Regions from separate parts of the Mus musculus genome. Here region 2 is linked to region 1. The links are chromatin loops, found by intact Hi-C in ENCODE. Cell type or tissue: gastrocnemius. All regions are shown on one strand. Each heading gives the region's core, and the rest is flanking DNA. Links, peaks and the distances in the headings are about the cores only.

What was found. A loop is a pair of places that touch in the nucleus more often than their neighbours do. Peaks named below come from ENCODE experiments on the same cell type or tissue, not always from the same donor. Only the 100,000 strongest peaks of a DNase experiment are listed, where the experiment ranks them.
Region 2: it touches region 1 in a loop (2.2-fold over the local background); 16 of 42 quality-filtered maps call a loop at or near these places.

The regions. Positions count from the first base shown.
Region 1 is chrX:136,109,264-136,121,993 of GRCm38, forward strand. 5730412P04Rik (RIKEN cDNA 5730412P04 gene) reads left to right here. Exons shown (of 7, transcript NR_045424.1): 5 at 49-260; 6 at 999-1,220; 7 at 5,948-6,157. It also overlaps a transcript of Nxf3 not described here. Among named protein-coding and RNA genes, the nearest start is that of 5730412P04Rik, 11 kb to the left of the region's middle. In gastrocnemius, for the core only: no CTCF peak of the experiment used is centred there; DNase peaks (open chromatin) are centred at 6,341, 6,599 and 7,045; H3K4me3 peaks cover 230 bases.
Region 2 is chrX:136,041,839-136,054,568 of GRCm38, forward strand. No RefSeq gene overlaps it. Among named protein-coding and RNA genes, the nearest start is that of Arxes1, 15 kb to the left of the region's middle. In gastrocnemius, for the core only: a CTCF peak has its summit at 5,890 (motif pointing right); a DNase peak (open chromatin) is centred at 5,893.

The DNA.
Region 1 (12,730 bases), core at 3,271-11,270:
ACAAACAGCCTAATGTCCTCCACAAATTTAATTTTTCATAAAGTATAGGAGGAGCACTGAATCCAGACCTTTTCTGACTCCAGCCAGACCTGATATAAGCCCCCTCTGGTACAAGTTAAAATGGCCACAAGCCTGGATCCATGCTGAAAATATAAGGAGAGAAACACAAGGAAACCTGAAATCAACCCTGACAGCACAAAGTGTCTGCACACATTTGCTGCAACACTGCCACCAGCCATTCCGGCTACTCAAGCTCTCAGGTAACCTGAAAACCCTGGCAGGAGCCAGGTAAGGATCATGCTTCCCACCCAGCTCTGTGCTTAGGAGAAGGTAGCACCTATGCAGTCATACACATCTATGAAGAGAAGACATCAGTACCTCCCTAGAAGGGTTGTAATGAGATGAAACGCAGACACCGATGAATCTGGAGCCAGGCTTCTCTTAAACGTTATGCCCCATTAACCACAGCCCTTTAAACAGGGTGCAGGTTACAAAGACCTTGATGAACCTTTATCTAAGCCTCACCAGGGATTACACATAATGCTAACTGTAGTTTATTGGCTTATATATGGATGTGTTTCTGAATTCTACTCGATTCTTAAAGAGATTTCTCAAGGAAATATTCATGATATGTGCTTTTTCAACTGCTGACACTGAAATCTATTCTCATCTTAAAGAGAATAAGAAATTATTGATTCTGGAGCCATTTTGAGTAGCCATGACCAGGGAATACAGACTTAGGTTACCCTAAATTCCATGTTCCATTGTGGAAACACTTTCATGAAGTTTCAGTTTTACAAAATACAGAAATTCATAAATCAACGCAATTTAAAAATATGTTTGTGGGTACATTATGGAGGTAGTTAAAGCAGAATGGGGGAAGCTTTCCTATAAGCCCAAGATACTATCTGATAACAACATCCTTGGCTTTTGGGTGGATGAGAGCTAGTGGTCTACTTAGTTAATAGATTCTAAACAATTTCTATCCATTGTTACAGGATATTAGTTCTAAAATAGAGGTAGACAAGGAATGCATGTTCCTGAGGGCTAGAACTTTTCCAAGATAAGGCAATCCTCCTAAGACTCTCAACCTGCAACATTCCAATGTCTGCACAGTACTGCAATCCTAGTCAGACAATCCGTCTCTGCAAACACAGCTTCTTCAGAAGTCTTCACACACAAACCCTGGACATTTTAAACATTTCCAAACTCCTCGAAAGGTAAGTATTTACTGAAGTCACTTGACTTGAAAAACTGCTTTCCCAACAGATGAAAGGTCTTTCCTAAGTTGTTTGGTGAATGTACAATCAAAGCTGGGTAGTGTTTATACACTTTGACAAATGGTTCCCAAAGAGCTCGCCTTGAAATTCTGCTTCCTGGCCCAGGCATAAAACTTTTTTTAAAAAACCTTATTTTTCCATGGGCACATACAGACAGTAGACACCAGATAGCTATACCCTGAAGTCTAAGGTCTTGTGGCCATCTCATTGATCCACTGCTGTCCAGTTCTAGGAACTATTTACAAGAATCCAACTTGACAGAAAATTTAATTTACAATCTTCAGTTCTCTCTGTAAAGAATAAGGCCATCATAATATTTTTAGTGTTTAGTCACTGTTTGAATTAGTATACAATTCCAGTTAGAAACAAGAATGAGTACCTTTAAAAACACAAACATAGTTTAGTGAAAACAAACAAACGAACAAAACATCGAAGTTATAAAAACACGCTTGCAGCCAGGCAGTGGTGGCACACGCCTTTAATCCCAGCACTTGGGAGGCAGAGGCAGGTGGATTTCTGAATTCAAGGCCAGCCTGGTCTACAAAGTGAGTTCCAGGAAACCAGAGCTACACAGAGAAAACCTGTCTCAAAAAAAAATGCTTGCACACATGAGCACATGCAGGTTCATACACACATACGCATGGTAGAGCATGCTAAGACCCTTCTCTGTGGAGTAAAGCAAAATATATATCCCTAAAAGAGAGCTTGTCACCAAGTTTTGAAGGGAAAAGGAGTCTGAACTTTGTCACTTCTCTTTTTCCTTTCAAAATGTGTAAGCCAACCTAGCATTACTGGGGTTGTATATTGTATACCTATCTCTATTTATACATTTCTGAGGATAAATCAATATAGGTTTGAATCAAGTAGGATTCTGCCTTCTATGAAACCATATTATTCAGGTCTACATCCATGAAATAACTGCTGGATTCTTCAAAATGGCATTCTTCTTTTTTTTTTAATCCTTTGGTGTATCAGCTTGTGATTGGGGACAAACTCTTTGCTTTCTTCCAGATAGTTAAAAATAACTGTCTTCACACACACCAAAAGAGGGCACCGGATCCCATTACAGATGGTTGTGAGCCACCAAGTGATTGCTGGAACTTGAACTCAGGACCTCTGAAAGAGCAGTCAGCATTCTTAACCACTGAACCATCTCTCATACATAGTAGTTTCCCCCCTCAAAGGGGCTAGTTCAGTATCAGTAAATAATATTCCCCTAAAGTCACATTTATAGAAAGCAAAATTGCTAACAACACAAATGTGCTTTGTTCCTACTGGCTGAGCCGAAGTCTGCCATTTGCCTGCATCTGAGATTGGTTTCTCTAATAAGTATGTTTTCTCAGGGTGCTTGGAGGCTGAGGTTGTTTGCTTTCAGTGAAAGACAAGGGAAATGAAGAAATGGTTATATAGAGGCAGTTCATGTATGGAGAACAGCCTATGAGCATCCTGGTTCTCATGGAAACTGATTTCATAATGGTTATCATGATTAGTTTCGGAAGGAGGCTGTTGTAAGCTGGAGGGAAGGACAAAGTCCTGACTGCAAGTGTTTGGGCTCATTTGTGGGTGAGGATGCTCAGCACTAGGAAGTGAACCACCTTTGGGAGTAAAGATATTTGGAGATCCTAGAGCCGAATCAGCTGGTTCCTGCTTCAATGCCAAGATATCTCATGAGGGATTTTTTCGTTATTCACGCCACTCAAGTTGTGGGGGAAAGCTTTCCCTGCCATGGCCTCCCTTTGTAAATGTTATATATTTTGTAAACTTTGTAAACCATTAAGTCAGGCAAGTGGTCAGGTCCAGCACCTAAGGAGCTCCGGCAACAAGGCTCCTCCCCAAGACCACCTCTCATAGTAGTTGTTTCCAGCTGCTGTAACAATTTACACACTTTATCGCCAGCTCCTCAATAGAACCCACCCCAGATTCTGCCAGTTTTACCAGAAAAGTCTGAACAAATGCCACCAATCCCTGAGCAGGAAAACCCTCCAATCCCTGATCAGGAAAGCCCACCAATCCCTGAACAAGAACACTCACCAATCCCTGAACTCCCACAAACTCAGGACTTGAAATCCTACCAATCCTCACCCTGGAAATCTCTGCCCTAAAAGCCCCGCCCCCTAAGAAACCTTATATAAAGACTGTGTCTGCGCTTCCTAGCTGTTGGTTCCCCCTTAGGAACATATGTAGCTTCTTCTGGACGTTTCCAGAAGCAATGAAGAAGTGAAAGGACGTGAAGACCTGGAGCTCTTCAGTTAAGCTGGGGATACTGCCCTACCCCATGCAAGCTGTAATGCTGAAAGAGTTGCGCTGATGGTTCTGGGATCCTCTGCTCAACTGGGGCACAGAACTGTAACACTGAAGAGACTGGGCTGATGGTCCGGAGGTCTAAAGCTTAGCTGGGGATACCCAGCCCCCTGGAGATGCAAAGTCTCTGAAGAGGCTTCCTTGGAGATTTATGGCTCATGGGCTCTCACATCTATGAATGTCCTTCCGTAGGGACTCTGTCCTACCTCAGAGCTGTGCTGTCCTGAGCTCTAGTGTCTCAGGATGCCCTTCCATTGGGATACTTTTTCTCCCATCAGCTGTGTAAATCCCTGGGCTGTCCTGGAGCTCACTCCACAGACCAAGCTGGCCTCAAACTCAGATCTACTTGCCTGATGGAAAACATCCAGTACAAATTACCTGCAAGCGATATGTCTGAGGCTATGCCTCAGGAGCAAGGGTGGAAAGATTGGATTATACCTTCTCATCAAATCACCCTTATTGACTTCAAAACTGCTGGCATGGGGCGGGGCGTGGTGGCGCATGCCTTTAATCCCAGCACTCGGGAGACAGAGGCAGGCAGATTTCTGAGTTCGAGGCCAGCCTGGTCTACAAAGTGAGTTCCAGGACAGCCAGGGCTACACAGAAAAAAAACCTGTCTCAGAAAAAACAAAAACAAACAAAACAAAACAAACAACAACAACAACAACAAAAAACTGCTGGCATAAGGATAAGCAAGGTGCCAGTTTGACCTTATCTTTTAGCTCAGCCAGGGTAGCAAGGGAGAGCCCAACAGCTTCCAGTTCAAGAATCAAGTTGTTCCACGTGCAAAGGACTTAGCTTAGAGTAAAATGACAACCAGGACGTTGTAGAGAAAGCCTGCCTCAACAAAAGGTCAGTGCTGTGACTATAACAAATGTAAACCTCTCTCGTTTTGGGTAATGCATATGCTAATTTTTTACTTAATTCTGCACTACATTCATACATATAACATTGCTGTAACCTATAATCAGAATTTGTCAGTACACAAGAAAAACTATTGATAAAACTGAATTAAATATTATCTGTATCATGTGAAAACAGAATCCATTTGGGAGTGTGCTTAGACTCTCTTGCCACTTTCCTAATTTAGTAAGGAGTCCTAGGAATTAGGATTCCTACAGGAAATGTCACATCAGGAATGAAAATGGACCATCTCAACACCCTGATACCTAACATCGGAAAGACCTACTTCCCAACTGTGCTAACACAATGCCATAGCTCTACCTACAGGGATGTGTTCCCAAATTTTAATATTTTCTGTAAATTGTAATATTGCTACCGGCAAGGTGTAGATAGATTTGAGAGTTTCTCTCTACCCACTTTTGGCCAAAACTGTGAATTTAGTTTCATATTCATGTATCAATGTTTTGTTTCTTGCTAATGCAAAGAAACAAAGGGGAAGGAAGAAAGTTTTCAGAGCCAGTCTAGAAGCTACACTCGGCAACTGGAAAGAGAAATAGTTTACTCATGTTTGTTTCTTGTAGAGCTTCCCACTATTCTGAGACTGGTCTCAGAGCCAGTGGTTGTTTACATGTTCCGGGCACTTGTTAGGACACTAAATTCGAAGCTCAACCCCAATAACTAAAAAATGCAGCTATATAGATTCAACTCAGTTCTACTTTAACAAGCCCTCCAGATGATTGGGAGGGGTGCCCAGAGAAATCAGAAGACTACTGACTTGGGTTACCTGCTATACTACTGTCTCTGGGATTATCAAAGCAACAGGTTGAATGATTCCAAAGTGTTCAATTTGCTTAGTGGTGCTGGAGTGATGGCTTCAGAACACTCAGATTTAATTCCCATCATCGACATGACATGGCACCTCATTACCATCTGCAACTCCATTCCCAGGAGACCCGACGCCCTCTTTTGGCTACTATGTGCGCTGCATGGATTTATTATGCTGATTATTGTATATTGTATATGCAGGCAAAACACCTGCACACTTTAAAATTTTTAACGAAGAAAAAGTTGTGTTTTTTTAAATGTTTACTTAGGTTTTCTGATAGGTGTCAGATTTCCTGCTGTGAATTATGTTGGCTAGAAAAAAACAAAGAATTGGTACAGGTACCTATCAAATACTCAAGCCAGAGAAACACTTGCATGCTGCATTGCTGTTCAAAACAGAGGTTACATACAGGTTTTCACTGGCAAGGAGTAAAACTGATTCTCAGAAATAGGTTCTGGATTTTCTATACAAACTAACCGTTTGGATCTTATGTACTATTTGCCTTCCCAAATAGATGCTGCAGCTGGAACTAAAACAGGAAGGAAACGGGGTTTTGCCTTTGCTTCCTCCTAAAAAGATGTTAAAGGCTCACATCAGGGAGGGCTGGTCGCTGACTTCTTTTTTTTTTTTTTTTCAGTGTGGTATCTCTAAGTAGACCTGTCAACACCCCTGTTACAGGATTAATGGCAACAGGAAGGATGTAAAGGATACATTTATAAAGTCATTTTCTACACCCGGTCCTCTAATGCAATCCTCAGAACACAGCAGGGGTGGCAGTTATCTTCAGTACTATTCAGTTATCCCACCAGAACTTGAATTTAAAACTAGCAACCCAAATAAATCCACCAAAAAAAAAAAAAAAAAAAGACTTGGAGCCAGTCGTGTATGAGTGCCATGGCAACACGTTTTTTTCTGGTATCTTATTACTCTCCAATCACAGGCCTTGTCTCCTAGCGCCCGCCCCACACCTGCCCCTGAAAGACCGAAAGACCACCAATCCAGCTCACAACACACTGGAAGCAGCGACAAAAACCACCCCCTTTCCGGGACGTCATCAATGGTCGTCTGCAGTTTAGTCCTGCTTCTATAGACCCCCAAGTGGTCCCTACTCTTTTTGGATCCCTATCTTCATGCCACTGGTAGCTGCCCTCCTCCGCTTTTTTTCCCCCCTCTGGCTTTTTGCCAGAAAAACGCGCTGTGATTTCCCTGCTGACCCTCTCCCCTTAAGCCGACTGGCGCTGCCCCTGTAGCCTACAGCCTCTGGCAACAGCGCTGGAGGCAGTAGCCGCACCAGCTCCATCCCAGAGGCCTCTGCGAAGGTCGCAGCCAACGAGAATCTCGCAGCATCCTTCCGGGGCCACACCGGACACAGTAACATAACGCAGAGTGCCCAGCCTGCTCCAACCTCCAACTACGGTTTGACATGGGGAATTGTTGAGCAGGCCAACTCATTCTTGAAGCTGGGCATCTTTTATGTTAAAACACATAAAATGCTTGACCTTCTCGTTTGTCATTTGTTCGAGGATGACTCACAAGGTTATCAATCATTCTGAAGTGGGAACCAATTTTTTTGTGCGGATAGTTTATCGTGGCTCATTTAAGCTGCTGCACCAATCCCGACCTTTAGTCTGCCGTTTCTGATGTGTTTGCCTTGAATCTGTAACTCTTTCTGTTCTGCATTTGGCGTTTAGTGCCAAACTCCCACTGCATGCCTGGCATACAGGACCCTTCTAGAAAGTTGGAATCTCCATTCACCCTTATTCTGATTGTGTGTTACAGGTTCTGGGTCTTATGCGGGATTTGAACTCAGGTCCTCACACTTGGGCAGCGAGTGCTTTCCTCGCTAGCTCAGCCTTGTTAAGACAATGGCATCTTGTACATGAATGAGATTGAAATTTCCTGGCTTCCTTTTGCAAAGAGTGAACATATTAGCAGTACCTACCACTAGTGTACTCCTGAGAAGAGAATCATTTTATAGCACAAAGTTAAAATTAAAAATCACATTTCTTGAAGTTGACCGTATTGTCTTCTCGCCTAAGTTACTTTGGCCAATAAACAGCAGGTTATAAATGTTACTAGCAAGGGCTTTGCTCCAGACAATAAGGTCCCGCTTTCCCCCCTTGTTATTTCATCCAATAACATTCTTTTCCTAGCTGCCTCATTGAAAGTGCAGTCTCTGATGGTCATTCACCGTGCAGATTTACCAATCTGGTTCCTCTGTTTTATTTTAAGAACTTGAAGGGAAAAACCATTTTCTGTTACAATAGTGGATCTGCATCCGAGGTGTCTACTGAAATATCGGTTCTCATTTCCAAGGGTAATGAATTCGACCAGAGGCATAAAGTTAGAAGTCGAAATGGAGATTATTTATTAAAAAAAAAGAAAGAGACAAGAATCTGTAATCTGCTTGTAAAGACCCCAAAAGTGCTGGTCTGTGAGGCCATGCGACCTTTTATGGGATATTTACACAGCTCCCTCCTATCTATATGGAAAGCTAACCTTTTTCGCACATGCTCTGTTGGTTAAATGAAGCTCAGAAGGGCTTTCTTTTGTGTGCTAATCTTGAGGTCGCTTTCTCCAAATCTATTTTCCTGACACACTATGATTAACCTAAAAGTAAACCAAAGGGGTACAAAATACTTTATTAGATTAGGCTTCTAGGATTTGTTTCTGCCACCAATTTTCATGAATGGCAAAACTAGTTGATGCTATCTCTTTTTTTTTTCCTTTTGGTATTGGGAGTTGAACCTAGATCCTTGTGCTTGCTACATAAGTGTTCTACCACTGAGCTATGACTCCCTCAACCCCTTTTTGTGTATACATTGAGACAGCATTTTATTGCTTTCCCATGTTTACCTCAAACTTGTGGTCATATTACCTTATTCTCCCAAGTTAGTAGAATCACAGATGTGTGTCATCATGTCTGGTGATGTCCTGCCTTTTTTTTTTTTACTTTCTTTTATGATTTTATTTTAGTTCAATTTATTTTTGCTGAAAGCTGGTATTGATCCTCCTACTCATGGCTCCTGTGTTCTATGTCTCGTTCTTAACAGGACAATATCCACTGGATCCAGTTAGGACTCCTTGAGATGTCTGTATGTCACTCACTGCATTTTTCTGTAGACTAATGTGTGCTTCGAAATGATAGATGGAAGTGCTCTAAATGTCCCAGGCCAGTATTTCAGTCAGTGGGTTGATGATCTGAGTCTTCATTTACCAGTGTATGGTTCTTGTTTTCAAAGTGAGCTGTCACTCAGCTACTCCTGGGCTCTTTTCAGCTGTAGGAGACTGTGCTGTTCTCTGTCAGTGGATTCTTAAAAAATAGACCTCCTATGCTTTTGGAAGGAGTCAATCCTTTCCCATTACTACCCCCTCAACCTTCCCATAGCTGTTCCTTCTTACAGTTTATTAGAACTGACTTATCTGAGTTAAGATCTCAGTGGTCATTTATTTTGCATGAATATCCCCTTCCCCTCAAGGCTCTCCTACCTACTAGGGGGTGGCTCTTGAGGAAGGAAGAGGGTCAGGGTCTGGGGTTCTTTGTGGAATACTTTCTGGAAGAAATGAGGTCTGCAGTGTATCTTCCAACACTCTAAGCTGAAGAAGTGGTCAGTGAATAAAATGTATGATGTCAATAACAAATGAAACTTATGCTTACTCTTTCACACACAAAGAAAATGTTAAAACAGATTTGCTCTCATGTGGCTGAAATGCTAGGAGACTGTCAGCTTATTGGGAAGCTCTGAGATGAGCGGGACTTTGATGTGAGAAATGGGTGGACATTGTGGTCCAAAGTCAAATGAGCCAATTATAACAGTGGTGACCAGCAATAAAGGTGGCATATTTTCCCTCTTCAGAGCTATCTGGAATCCCTATGAGAATGACACAGTTATATCTGTTTGCTTAGGATACTGGCTCCTGACATTGTGACCACAGACAGAAATATAGCTTTCCTCACACAGGCAGGTTGAGGGTGGTAATGGGAGAAAGTTGATTCCTTTAAATGTTACATATGGTTTCTTTTTAAGAGTCCACCGACAGGACAGGGCAGTCTCCTACAACTGAGAGGAGGACAGGAGTCACAGCAAGCTAGGCAGCAGGTGGCTTTTAAAGAAAGAACCACACAATGAATACCTGGACCATCAACTCACTGACTGAGACGTTAGCCTGGGACCCTTTTCCCCTAGGTTTTCAGGAGCTGAAACTGTAAGACCCCTGAAGCTGAGCCTCCACTCAAGTCCCTGAATGAGCTGGCCAGCACTCCAATAACATGAGAAAACCACACCTGATGCAAACTACAAGAGGTTTTATTATCAGCTAGCTGAGGACAAAGTCCCTCTGCTGTGCAGGGCAGGGGAGTTCGACCCTGAGCGGTAACAGTAGGGGGCTTTGAACAGCTAGCTGAGGAATTGGGAGGAGTTGGGAGGAGAGTTGGCTACAGCTCCTTTCTGGCGAGGGGGGGAGTGAGCTGCAGCCTCCTCTCTGGCGTCTATCTCCATGTCCTTGTAGGTCTTGCTACAAAACAGCATCTCTGGCTGTAAGGCACAGAAACAAAAAGGTTTTTTTGCTGGCTATAGAGAACAAAGAGCTTCTTTCTGGCTGCATTTTTAGAGATCAGGGAAAACAAGCTTGGGGGCTGTCCAAGGGCTTTACCTTCTAGGGAGAAACACTCTAAGTCAGGGTCTCACAAAACTAGAAGCTAGGCCTGTGGGATCCCACTCATGTGTCCTCCTCATGAATTACAGCAAGCCACACCTGGAAGAGAGACAGGCTTCCTTCTCACCATCTTGGGGGAAAGTTTCTTGTTCAGTAAAGAAAATGAAATTGATTCCATTCTTTTATAAGGTAATCATAAAGAATGGAACTCTGTGTGTGGATCATAAACCCTTTGTAAAAAGCAGCCCCTTTATTGGACGAGGTCTTGGGTTACTCACAAAATGGAGGAATCAGTGAATAGTTTCAGTGAATAGAAAGAGTTTTTTTTCTTCTTCTTCAGAACAGATAATGCTGGTCACACAGGGTTAGGAGCATTAGTAGAAAAAGGAGATGGGATGCTTGTGGGGGTGTTTTGGAGATAAGAAGTCATCAATTTTTCCAAAACCATTAGCATTACTTGAGGCCACTTTTTCTTCCAGGGACAGTTTTTGGTTGTCAACTTCTGTTGCTATGCAAGAGCTTGATTCTGAGTTCAAAGCATGATTTGGGAAAAAATAGCCTGTGTAGCTATGCCCTGCAGATGCAGTGGGGGTAATTGGTGGGGTGTAGGAGCAGGGGTGGGGATCATGGCATCATCGTGGAATGCTTTCTGTGAAAGATTTCTGCAGTGCAATCATATCTAACAGTATAAAGGAGGGGACAGAGTAGATAAAGCAGATGGTTAATGAACAAAATATGTGATGTCAATACCAAATGGATCTTAGAAAATCAAAATCAAAAAGAATGTTTTTAAAGATTGGCTCTATTGTTCTATTTTATAAATTATTCCACAGAATATTACATGCTTTCTTATTTAACAAATTAGAAGCTTAATTGTTAAGAAATGAGAACAAAAATTATAATCACACTTGGAGAAGTGACTAGTGAGGACTCAAGTATGTATAGTAAAAGGAAGCTAGCAATGTGGCTTAATGTTTTCAATAGGAGTTTCTGGAATTTCCATTGTAGCAGCAATCCCTCTGTATCCATCACTTTTAGAATCTCTTAAATCCAAAGAATTCCCAACTTGACTCTAAGATATAGAGAACTGAACCTTGCAAGTATTTGTATATGTATATTTGAGATGTAGAAACCATGACACATACAATATTATAGTGATACATGCACACATATAGACATATATATCTTTTGTGTCTAAGCAGTTGGTGTACCTCTGTGGTTTTGATGATAAAAGCAAGTGCTTTGCCACTGACTTACATACATAGTTTTAAACATTTATTCTATTTATTTTCCCAGTGAGAAACATGGTTTGTACATATTGGAAAATAATAAATGTATGTAGCATCTTTTTATCAATGTATGTATAAATTAATTTCATTTTCTTCTCTTCTCTTTCTTTCTTTCTTTCTTTTTTGAGACAGGGCCTCACTCTGTGGCTACGACTGGCCTCAAACTTGTGTTCCTTGTTCCTCCTACTTTAGTCTCCCAAGCACGCACACACACACACACACACACACACACACACACACACACACACACGTATATTAACATATGCATATAAAATCAGGAAAAGGAATTATTACTATATGGAAACAAAATAAGGTGATATGGATATTCTTAAATAGATCTAAAATTTTTTGTGATGGCACATGAAGTGCTGTCAGGGTTTTACTGCCATGAAGAGACACCATGACCAAGGCAACTCTTATTAAATAAAACATTTAATTTGGACTTGCTTACAGTTTCAGAGGTTCAGTTCATTATCGTCATGGTGGGAAGCATGACAGTGTATAGGAAGACATGGTGATGGAGGAAATGAAAATTCAACATCTTGATCCAAAAGCAACAGGAAACTGAGAGAGTAGGCCTAGCTTGAACATAGCAGACCTCATACTCTGCCCCCACAATAATACACTTCCTCCAACAAGGCCAAATCTCATATTAGTGCCACTCCTTATGGGCCAAGTATTCAAACACATGAATTTATGAGGGCCAAACCTATTCAAACCATGACATCTACTCTGACAAAATTTCCTATACACATTACATTATTATACCCCTCATCCACTTTATCTTGGATAGACATGAATTTGTATATTTTGATGAACATTTCATCATTTTGTCTTTCTTTTTTTTTTTTAAAGATTTATTTATTGTATGTAAGTACACTGTAGCTGTCTTCAGATGCACCAGAAGAGGGCATGAGATCTCATTACGGGTGGTTGTGAGCCACCATGTGGTTGCTGGGATTTGAATTTCGGACCTTCAGAAGAGCAGTCGGGTGCTCTTACCCACTGAGCCATCTCACCAGCCCCCATTTTGTCTTTCTAACTGGAAATATGTACAGGTGACTTCCGAGTTTAACTAGGTTTACATTATAAGTAAAAACATACAATATTTGCCTTATAATGCCTGCCAGCTTCATCTATGTTATCAAATAGCAAAACTTTCCTTTATGGCTGAGTTTTTCTTTGAACATAGGCAATAACCCATCCATTTGTATGCCAACAGGCTTTAGATTATTCACATATTAACTGTTATGAATAATGTTTTGATAAACACTGTTGCTGTTATACCCTTTTAGTTTGTGACCAAAAGAGGAATTTGGATAGCTGGACCACAAGGTAGCTCTAGTTTAAATGCCAGAGGGACTACTGCATCATTCTGCCTAATGTCTATCAATCTACATTTCCACCAACAGTATATAAGGGATTTGTTTTTCCACATCCTTGCCAAAATGTGATATCTCTTATATCTTGATACT
Region 2 (12,730 bases), core at 2,489-10,488, 68 kb before region 1:
CCCTAAAATTGCTCTAATATCCACTAAAATCCCAAAGCAATGTAAGAGTTCTGACTAACAAATTAATAAAGCAATAAAGACTTGTGATTTCACGTTTTATTCCCTTGTAGTATTCCAGTTTTACCAAATAAAAGTCCAAATAGGTTGGAAATTTGTCCAAGATTCACAGGCATTTAATCCATTGTAATCCATTGTGGCTTGAAGGCCCACACCTCAATATCTCATTACCAAATGTTTCTGCTGATATAAAATAGTTGACTGAAATAGGACTTTGATCAGCCATCTTTAGCATTCTAGTTTACAAAGAGAATTATGAGATACTCCACCAAGTATTCTGTGGCAAATATTTTTTATTGATGGGTTCTGTGCTAAAGAGTCAAAAGAAAGGTAAAAATGAGCTAATAAAGAATCCTACTTTGGCCCCAGTACAGGGGAACGCCAGGGCCAAAATGTTGGAGTGGGTGGGTAGGGGAGTGGGTGGGAGGGTATGGGGGACTTTTGGGATAGCATTGGAAATGTGAATGAGGAAAATACCTAATAAAAAGTGTATATATATATAAAGAATTCTACTTTGCTCCAATTTTGATCTTTGTTCTTACTTAGGTTTGTCATATAGTGAGGCTAATGAGTATATGTGGATGGCTGTCTATATGCAGGTGAGGGAGGCACAAGATAAGGTGAGAGCTTGTGATTGGGCAGTGGAAAAGGAAGGCAGGCTGAGAATTTTAGAGAGCAGTACAGAGAGTACAGAGAGGGAGAGGAAGGGAGACAAGATGGAACCTTTAGGAGAGGAAGCAGAGCCAGAACCACACAGTCCTGGGAGCCATAAGTACTGGGGATTTCTTAGAAAGATGATTAAATAATAAGTAGGGCACATTTGCCCCAACTAGGTGTATAGCTTGTGTTTATATCAACTGAGTTTTGAGTTCATCATGTGGGCGTTTTGTGGGTTGAGAATTTACTAATATAAATATGACTGGTAAATTACAAGCCTCTAGATTTTTTATTTTATCTGGTTACAGGGATTTGCAACAGCTAGATGGATGATCGCTGCATGGGGCTAGCCATGGAGGCAGCAAGACTGTGGGGCCAGGGAGTAGACAGTGTTATCGTGGGATGCAGCCTTTTTAAATATTTCATGCTACAAGTATATACTTATTTATGAAGCAGATTTTTTTGCTGTAGTCCATGATTTTGGTATATTATAGGACAAAATGAGGGTGTCTCTCTTTTAATAGGATTATCATCAAAATTTGGATCCATGTTGAATTTCTTTTTCTGTGATGGTACCGTCAAAAATTGATATTATTAATACTGAAAACTGTACTTAAACTGAGTATACAGCAGGTGTCCTAGCATATGTTTGTGCTAAGTCATTTTGTGCTAATGAACTTCTTTATAAAGATCCAAATTAACTCTCCTACAATGACTTATTTAATAAACAGTACACCTTAACTGGAAAAACAAAATTGATATATGAAATGATGTGAGTAAAACAGGTCTGAAAGTATATGAATACAACATTAGGAAACTACTCACAGAGAACCGAGGTGGATCATTAATCTTGCTCAATTTTTTAAGCTCCCATTGCTAAATCTGTACCCCAATTCATGAAACAGATAAAAATAAATCCAATTATGATAAAAGTTTTGGAAGGGTAAATATTTCATATTGTTGAATAACTTATAACCAGCAATTATAAAGCTTATCGAAGATAGGTGATGTATATCTATTACATGATGGATCATTTGGATATTTGTAAATAGACTTCTTTCAATTACCACCACCAGTGAAGCACCGGTATGTCCTAACAATAGTTTGTGAGTTTTATGCCTGTGTAGATGTATTGTCATGTAGGAAAGATGATTCCAACAAATAACTAGAAAACCTTTTTTGCCAAAATATTTTATTTTAATTATGTGGTGCTTTGATTGCAGCACTCACAGAGGCCAGAAAAGGCCACTTGCAGCCTAGATAGGATAGACTTTCCTACTAGCCTGCTGTGTGAACTCTGTCCCCATAGAACTTTGTTCCACTGCGGGGAATGACTTCACCTTCCCATGGGATGCTATGGGCAAAATGTCCCCTTCATCAATGCAGCTTAGCATGCTAAAGGGCATTGTGCAAACATTCCTCATTAAGCCATAAGGCCTTTTGTATCCTGAGTACATCTGGTGATAGTGATGAAATATTCCCTGTATATTTTTCAGTGTCTCTCTGTCCCTGCTTTGTTTTGAACTTTGATCTGGAATAAAAGCTTCACATACTGCCAATAAAGAACTCTGAAGAAGTACTAGCCTCGAGTCCACTGGTTCTGGTGAACATCAAATTCAACTTCTATTAATCAGTAATGGTCAGCAGCAGATCACAATAGACATCAGATTCCCCAGAGCTAGAATTATAGGCAGTTGTAAGCTGCCTGACATGGGTGCTAAGAACTGAATGTGGGATGCTAACCAAGGTTACCAAAGGCCTAGAAGGGAAACTATCACACAGTCTTGTCTTTTTTCTTCAAAATACAAACAAATCCAAACGAATCATCCATTCGAGTCAACTTGGTTTCCATGTCACCCTGTCATGAGAAATGCTGTCCATGTGTATGGTTTCCACACTAAGAACTCAGTACCAATTGTTACTTAGTTCTTCTGTCCTACTGAGTGGTTTTTTTTTTTCTTCTGTCAGACTGTATTTTCTCACCTTAAGGCACTGAATGTGTTGCTGAGATACATGGATGAATCCTGAGCCATGGTTTTAACAGCTCAGTTCTGGTGTTTTTATATTATGTGACAGTTTTGTGAGATGCCTTTGTGCATTTATGTCTTCTTTTCCATGTTTTGAAACCTGTCATGAATAAAATTTTTCATTGTGCACCTAAAACAAAACAAAACAAAAACCAAGAAAAAAGGAAAAGAAAAGAAATTATTCAATTTGGACCTACTTGCAGTTTTAGAAATTTAGTCAATTTTCATCATGGCAGGAAGTATGGTCACACACAGGCAAACATGTTGATGGAAAAGTAGCTGAGAGTTCTATATCCAGATTTTCAGGCATCAGAAAGAGAGAGAATCTCTGGGCCTGGCTTGGGCCCTCAAAGCCCATCCCTAGTGACACACTTCCTCCAACAAGGCCACACTTTCTAACCCTCTCAAATCATGTCACTCCCCAATAACCAATTATTCAACTCTATGAGCTGATGGAAGCCATTCTCATTCAAGCCATTACACTACTCAACATGAAACTGCTAACTCAGTGATGCCTAAAAAGTATATATTATGCTTCCAAGCATTTTACATTCAAGGTGGTATATGTGGTTTCAAATAATTTCTTTTATTAATTAGTTACCTTGATTGTCAACTTGAATGGACTGAGAAGCACCTATGTTGCAGGAAATATTGTTTTTTTAAAAAGCCTGCACATTCCAGTGCTTGTGCCCTGCTACTCTTAGCTCTGGTGATCTGGCCGGCCTGTTACTATCTTGTGGGGACTCTCTGGCCCGGAGCTCCCCAAACATCTCCACCCAGCTCGCTAAGTTCCCACTGGCTGGTCTCTACCACACCAGCCCCATGCTTCAAATCCCCCGTGACCTTTGTGGTGCACCTCAGGCAAATCCATGCTTTGCCAACCGTATCTTTCTCTCTTGAACCCCGACAAGCTGCTGTGTGAAGGAAAACACAACACAAGCTTAGTTCAGAAACAACATAAACTCAATCACTGAGTGCATCAACTAAAATTCTAATCTGTAAGTCTTATTAAATCTAAATCCTCCTGTGGCGAATCCTGACAGATCCACCATTGAAACCAGGAGCCACTCATAATTAAATCTTGTCCTCACGCTATCCCCGTCCAAAAAAGACCTAACTCTCTCCTGCTTCCTCTCTTCCTCCATCCAACCCAGAAGTCCCGCCTACTCACCCAGTGATTGGCTTCTTTATTCCTTAGGGGATTGGTTCACAAGAAGTCACCTGAGTACGGGACTCATTCCTTGTCTGCAACCCCTCCTAGGAAAGCAGAATTAGCATCAAATTACAAAGAGCAGCAGGCCCATCCACAACACACCTATATTTTTTGTTAATTTATTAATTCACTTTGCATTCTGCTTGCAGCTCCACCATCTCCTCCCATTCCCCCCTTACACAGTCCCTCCACCACCACTCCCCTTTTCCTCTGAGAAGGGGAAGGCCTGGGTATCATTCAACTCTGGCACATTAAGTCACTGTAGTAGGCACATCCTCTCCTACTGATTCCAGAAAACGCTGCCCAGTTAGGGGAACAGGATTCACTGGCAGGTAAGAGATTCAGGGACAGACCCAGCTCCAGTTGTTGGGGGAATCACATAAAGACTAAGCTTGCACATCTGCTACATATGTGGGGGGTGGCATTAAGTCCAGACCAGGTATACTCTTTGGTTCATGGTTCAGCCTCTGCCCCCAAGGGTTCAGTTTAGTTGATTCTTGGTCTTCTTGGGGAGTCCTTATCCCCTGAGGATTCCTTCAATCCTCCCCCCCAACTCTTGCATAAGACCCTCTGAGCTCCATCTAATGTTTGACTGTGGGTCTCTGCATTTGTTTCCATTGGCTGCTGAGTGGAGCCTTTCAGAGGACAGTTATGGTAGGATCATATCTGTAAGCATAACAAAGTTTCATTTTGGGATTGGTTCTTGCCCATGGGATGGGTCGCAATTTGGGCCAGTCATTGGTTGGTCATATCCTCCATCTTTACTCTGTCTTTGTTCCTGCACATCTTGTAGGGAAGACACAAGTTGAGTCAAAGGTTTTGTGGGTGGGTTGGTATCCTTATCCCTCCACTGGGAGTCCTGTCTGGCTATAGGAAGTAGCTACTTCAGGCTCCATATCCCCCACTGTTAGCAGTCTCATCTAGAGTCACCCCCATAGACTTCCTGCCACCACCACCCCTGTCCCAGGTCTCTGATACATCCCAGAGATGCCTCCAGTGCCCACTACCAAGTTCCATTCTCTCTTCCCTGCTCTCCCTACACCTGATCCCCCGATCCTGTTCTCTTCCCATCCCCTCTCCCACCCATTACCTTTTTCCACCCACTTCTCTTTCTTTTTTTTAAGGTTTAGTTATTATTATATCTAAGTACACTGTAGCTGTCTCCAGAAGAGGGCGTCAGATCTCATTACAGATGGTTGTGAGCCACCATGTGGTTGATGGGATTTGAACTCAGGATCTTTGCAAGGGCAGTCAGTGCTTTTAACAGCTAAGCCATCTCTCCAGCCCTCTCCATCCACTTCTAATGTCTATTTTATCTTGCTTTCTGAGAAAATTTCTATCATCCTCCCTTGGGCCGTTGTTATTTGGAGAAGCACCTAGATTTTAGCTAGACATAATTTTAAGTGTGTCCATGAGAGGATTATTTAAGAGGGAAAGACCTTCCCTGAATATAGGCAGTGTTTATATTTTTTATGGTTGGGATCAAATAGAAGAAAAGAGGAAAAAAGAGATATTCTAGCATGGGCACACATTCTTTCTCCACCCTTTTCCCAGATACCTTTCTATGGCCTGTATTATTCCACTGCACAAAACTACCAACATAGACTGAAACTTTCAAACCTTGAGGCAGAAATAACCGTCCTTTAAATTGATGCTCTACTGTATGCTACTGCAATGAAAAAGTAACACATTTTATCGTATTAATTGATTAATGGTAGCAAAGTTCTTCATCAAAAATAGTTATAAACTTTTATATATCATGTAGGTAAGGGAACACATGTGTGCATGCACACACACGCACACGCACACATATACTATCCAGTCAAACAACTAACCAAGTACCAATCCAAACAATTTTCTGCAGAACGTTACTCTGGAGCTGTGAAGACCCATAGGTATATATGTGTAACTGGCCTTGCTCTATTGCCACTAGGTGGCGCTCTTTCCTAATCCCCAAGGTTCTATATAAATCCTGGAGACATCTATTAAGTTTCTCTGCTTTTCATAACTGTGGCATTTGGTGTATCTGATTGCTAGTCTACCGTCAAAATTCTGCATTGGTTCTCATGATCAGAGGCCTGAACAGTGGGTAACTGGAATTAACACCAGCCTTGAAAGTGATAAACATATGAGTTTGTACGCAGGAGAGATTCAGTGGGGCTCTCGGAGGTATTCACAGTAATGGGGTACTAGTAATCTGATCTGAACGACAGGCTGAAAACTAGGTTTGACTCTAGATTTACTAACATAGTAAGTTTGGGGCATAGCGTAGAAACCAGCATTGTTTTTATTTTTATTTTTTGAAAAATGGGGACATTTGGAGCCAGGACCTGACTCACACTAAGGAAACACTCTAGCCTTAAACCAGCATTCCTATTTTAAAAGCATATTTAAATTAATCATAGCCATGTTTCATAACATTTCCAAACATATATACTTTGATCATATTCACCCTCTGTAACTCTCTCTTCCTCTTTGCTTTTTTTACTGTTATTTACAACACCATGGGTCAGATTTTACTTACACAAACATGGGCACTTCATTAGTTGGTACACAACTAAAGAAAAGATCTCTCTCGATCAACCATTAGCTACCTATAAATCATCATTGAAGGATGGAAAAAATTCTTTTTTTCATTAATTAATTTATTTATTCATGTTACCTACCAATTGCAGCCCCCCTCCTGGACTCTCCCCTCACCCTCTCCCCTTCTCCTCTGAGAAGGGAGAGGACCCCTGGGTACCAACCCACCCTGGCACCTCAAGTCACCGCAGGACTGGGTGCATCCTCTCCCACAGAGGCCAGGCAAAGCAGCCCAGTTAGGGGAACAACAGCTTTAAGGACAGTTCCAGATCCAAAGCTGGAATTCTTAAGTCATTTCAGTTAATGTTAGAATCAGTTAAAAAGAGTTTGCATGCAGTCCAGTAGTAGGTAGACCATGTGCTTAATAGGCCTGAGATAGTGGGTCCACTCCACCCGGACCTCAGCATAGAGAAAGGTAGAAATGAGGCAACACAATTTAGCCAAGGGCAGTGGAATATGTCTGTAGTCTCAGCTACTCAAGAGGTTGAGGCAAGAAGATTATTTGAGTCCAGAGATTTCACATGGGAAAAACAGTGAGACCCAATTTCACTAAAATTTAATTAACTCAGAGAGACTAACTTAGGATAGGTCTAAACTTATCACTTGCTGATTTGGTAACAAATATTCTTCTTAGGTTACTGCACACATTTTCCATATTTAATCAATTAATTATTAATATTTCAAATATAAGCATCATTTAATATAGAAAGGAAAGCAAAATAACTTTTATTTTGTGTGTGAATGACAAACACACATATTGTGAGATCTTGCATATTTTCATAAAAATGGTTTAAATGGCTCTTTTCTCACTTAAAATGAGGGCCAAATATTCCCTGTATAAGCAACTATTGTTCAGGAGCCTAATTACTAACAGATAGGAATGGTTCTAATGTTTAAACCTTTTTCGTTGCTCTTTTCATAAGCATTCTATTTTTGTGTCATTATATCCATTTGAAACATTTCCCACAGGGCAACAGAAGACCTAAAACAATGCACACTATGGAAATTATCACTACTTTAAAATATTTAATACTTGATGAGGCCTTTCCGATTCAAAACTTAGTATGATTCTCTTAAACAATTTCCCACCCCTATGAAGCCCTTTGACCTTGATGCATCAGAAAATATTTTTCTTCCAAGAGAACCAGACAAAAATGTGACTATAATAGTCATCCTAAATCTTAATCACGATGCAGATTATCCGTCCACCTCTCAGACTTGCAGAAACATTATACACATGCATATATAGAAGCTTCTTCTTATTTATCTTAATGAGGACATAGTCCAGTGTGCCCATTGTACTGAGAGATGGGGATTGACTGATATTTTTAAAAAGCCTTGGAAATTAATATAGTACATTCTTATGTCACAGTAAAGAATTGACTTTTCAGAATTCTAGCGTTGTCTGTGTTGAAAAACACTGGGAATTTTCTGTTGATAAAGACATTTAGGAAACCATTGACATCACACCCATTAAACTGCATAGAAGTGATTTACCCTTCAGCAAAGTTGAAGAATTGAAGACTCCCATGAGCCATTGCTACAGGGCACTACAGTGCCTGTTTTTCAACACTCCTCAACAATTAATGTGCTCTATAACATACAAACGTGCGAAACGAAAACAAAAGTCCAGAGAAGATTCTTATACCTACTAAAGTCCCCAAAAGATTGACTTCCTACCTTCTGATATCTAACATTCTATCCCTGAAGTCTTTACATTTCCTGCTTCAAAACAATATACTGGCAAGACATTCTGGACAGGAATAGAACATAGGAACGACTGAAAATGCCGTCACTGGCAACTGCCAGGTAATAAACAAGAAAAGGAAATGCCACTTAATCTGAGAAAAGGTAGATACAGATCAAATAGGGAAGAATAATTTTCTATGGGGGGGTGCCTGACCTGTCCCATGAGCCAGAAAAAAATGCAAGCCGGTGCTCTTTGTGCTTCTGATAATCTGGTGTTGTTGAAGTGTGGGGGCCACTTGGATGCAAACGTGGCTGCCGCTGAGCTTCTGAATCAGGTACACCCTACAATTTGGTTGTGGTCAAACTTAGAAGAGCATCAGGAATCCCATGCTTTTGTTGTCCGATTGTTTGTTTACAGTGCTGAGCATGGGGAAGAGAGCCAAACACAGTAGCTGAGCTGGGATGGTCTGAGAGCTGCCAGTAAGCATGCACAGTCATGCCTGTAGTTTTTGGCCCAAAATGAGTAACTGTTGCTTTTAAACTTCAGACTCAAATGCAAGATCATTTACAAATTTTACCTAAACTCTTCACAGATCTAAGTGGGAAAAAAAAAGTATATGGTTAGCTCCAGGAAGCTTCCACATGATCTATAATATAAAATCCTTAACAAAGTTCTTAATCTCTGAAAAAAAAATGAGCCTGGCAGGTTCTCAGCATGTGAGTCTATCAGCAATAGTTTTCACAAATGCCACAATTTAATCATACCCTCCTTACAGGCGCACAATTCTGCCAACATTGTAGTTTACTACTGCGAACCACCTCTGTGCATTGTTCACCACTGTTCTGTTAAAATCTCAGTTTTAAAGTTTTCATTTAAAAAAGAATAGTATATTTCATACATTATTCCAGACAGATCCAAAGTTACTGTACAGTTAAAGATTACCTTGAATCTTCGATCTTCCTGCCTTCACTTCCCAAGTGATAAGCACCACGTGTGCTACTTGCGTGCACCACCACATTATGTAGGGACGCAGAGTGAACTCCGGGATTCCTGCATGCTAGGCAAGCATTCTCCCCACTAAACTGAATCCTTACCTCAGCTCTAGGATTCTGTAGTGATAACATACAATTTAGACCAGAAAATGAGAGTATGGATAGAGGTGGCCACCATTTTTAATCGTAAGTAGAAGATGCAGGTGAGTAGCTAGACTAACAGAAGAGTAAACAACACTCACAGGCTCAACAAGAGTAAAGCACTTGGTCATTTAAGAACCAATGAAAACTAGTGTAGCTGGAGCTTAGCCATGGAGGGATGGGGTGGCTATGTTGGTTAGGTGGCTATGGTCCAGGTCTTGCAGGACCTGAAGGATATGATAAATATTTGATCTGTAATAAGTATTTGAGTTGCAATGGAGACATGTAGAGGCTATAACTGTGTGTGTGAGAGGGGGGGTATATTCTATTTCCTTGTGGAGACTGAATTTAAGAAAGGACAAGTAGAGAAACGAAGAAACCAATTCACAGATCACACCAATGGCCTAAAGGACACAAAACAGTTACAAAATATGAGCTCATGGGGTGAGAGTCAAAGTAAGAAACATATGACTCCTGGGTGGATATAACAACATCTAGAAAATAGATGGATAGATAGATAGATAGATGGCCGTGTTGTGTAAATAGGAGTCAAAAGAAGAGAGAATCTGTAGACTCAGCAAAGCTGTCATAAGAGACGATAAGGGTTGAACCTTAGTAGGTGAGTAATGCTGACTATATCCGATAGGAAGGAGATCAAGAATGGTGGACTGAATGAAGGAGGATAGCTTATGCTCTGTCATATATGCTATGAGCCTACTAAATGAATAAACAACGGCCATTGAAAACCTTTGCAAACACTGGCAAGATGTGAAGTTAAGACAACCAAAGTGCTCCCTTTCCGGGGATCTTGTGCAATGGTATTCTGTGCCAATTTTCTACCTACTGTTGGAGAAAAAAGGTCAGCCTAGCCAGCACACCTGGTGCTGGTCCTTCAAGTCTAAGAAAGAAGGTTTTGTGTGTGTGGAGAGTGACAACTGTAAATACTTTCTCATTGCTTTGTAGGTAGTCCATGGGAGCAGACACATGAATCCCATTTAGCCTGATTGAAAGCCTTATTGTAACTTGTAAGTTGAATGAACAGAACCCTCCCCGCCCCCACCCCATTTTTTATTTTTACTTCCAAGATCTGAAGGACCCCTCAACCCCTCAGATTTCTATCATATGATATTATTCTGACTTAGTTCATGTGTTCTTTTCTCTCTCCACTTCTGACTCTCCTCTCCATGAGTGTCAGCAGATTCTGAACTATTTCCTTCTCAAAGCTATTTGGTCTGTCTACTTGCTGTCATTTACTTCCTGCCCAGCGACCTCTGGGGGCCCTAACTATCTTGAGCTGTTCCAAGTTTTGAGACTACTGGTGTGGTAAACACTTACCCAATAGCAGTTTTTCCATTCTTCCTCAACAGAGCTACAACTCTCCAGATGTGTCTCTCTCACCAAACCACCTCACTACTTGTTTAAAGAGACTGAGTTTAATTATTCTGGATGTGCCAGGACCTAAAATCTACCTGGGGCCACAACTGGTTGTAAATGGACAACCATCTTCTAATGGATCAGTCATGTGGGAAAAATAGCGTTTTAATCCCATAATTGGCAAGAAAGATTTTCCCTCACTTTCTGGGAGTCAGAAATAAAAGTGAATATTGCCACAATTACCATCATCTTCAGGCAACATGTTACATGAAGGATAAACGCCCAGCCTTAGGATGAAGTTCACACCAAGCATGGAAAAATTGGCTAGAGATAAAAAGAACTTGTGCCCTTGATGACATCATTTATTTGCTAAATCTATTAGCCCTGATTACATCATGTGACGTCATAAACCCCCTTAATGTTCCAACCTGTATCAGCCAATTATTCTTTAAATACATCTAACACTGCCTTCTTCTTTATCACACCCTCTACACCAGTTCTCCCTCAGTGTCACTATCACTACAGAATCACTACTTCTCAAAGTTGCACAGTAACAGCGTGAGGAGTCACTCTGTGTTCAGGCTGTGACTTCTGATGTATAACTTCAATCCCCTTGTGAAAATATCTGTATATCTGTAAGTTGTAAGTTGTGTGGTAAATGAAGCTGAGTATGAAGCACTTCCACTATAAATGCTCAGACATTACCTGTTCTAACTGGCTATTGTAGGTCACAATTGGAATTCCAGCATTCAGGAAGCTGGGGTGGCAAGACCAACATGAGTAAGAGGCCAGTGTGTTCTAGGTAGTGAGTTCAGGGTCACCTTAAGCTGCAGAGTGAGATCTTGTAGAATGAAAACAAAAAAAAGAAGAAAGAAAAAATATTAGCTGTAAATAAATGTTGTTCCAATTTGATACTTGGAAATGTTTTTGTTCTCATTTGCATTTTCTTGATTATTGATTTATGTGGGGTAAATAACTGTATCTACCCAAATTTCCTACTTAAAACCCCAATCCCCCATATTTGCCATTAGGGACTTTTGAAAGTCATTGGTATTTGATCAGGTCATGAGAATGAGGCTCTCAAGATGTGATTACTAGGTCTGTAAAGATTAGAAAGAAGGAACATGAAATGACTTTCTCTAACTGTAAGTGTAGAACAAGAAGGGAGCCACCCGAAACCAAGAAGAAATCCTTCATCAGAACTGAACCATGATGGAACCACGCTAACCCTCAGCCTCTTGAACTATAAGCGGTTTCTGTTACTCTAATGAACCACTCAGTGGCTTGAGTCAAGCCAGTTTTCCCAGATATATATTGACACTTGTGATTGTAGCAAGTCTAGTAAGGTCCGTGTCTATTTTCACATTTCTGTACTCTTCCTGTATGTTATTTACCCTAATTCATTATATATTTATGTGATTAATACTGTCCTTTCCATGTGTTTTTTTTCAGTACTTCATTTATTTCTTTTTATACTGCGTTTGTAGTACATAAGTGTTTATTTGTGAAATAAAATCAGCAATTTTTCTGCTTAATTTTTGTCTTGGGTTGTATGCTGAGAGAGGCCTTCAGCAAGCTTGAGTTGAATAATCATTTTTGTTTGCCCTAAGTTCTGTTATAGCTATATTAAATTTTAATTCATTTAACAACTTTGTCTCAAATAATTTTAGCTTTATATTTTGTAACGCCTTTTAATTTTTTTGAAGTTATAATAAAGGCATCATTTTCCCCTTCCTTTGCCTCCCTCCAACCCCTCCCATGCACTCACCATTGCTCTTTCTCGAATTCATGGCCTCATTTTCTTTCATTGCTCCATAATATATATATATATATATATTAGATAGATAGATAGATAGATAGATAGATAGATAGATAGATAGATAGATAGATAGATAGATAGATAGTCTGGAACAGTAATTTCTTCAACATTGCTCATGTTGCTTCATAATGTTTTGGACCTGGGGTCTTTTGTGATTCCATATGAGTTTTAGCATGG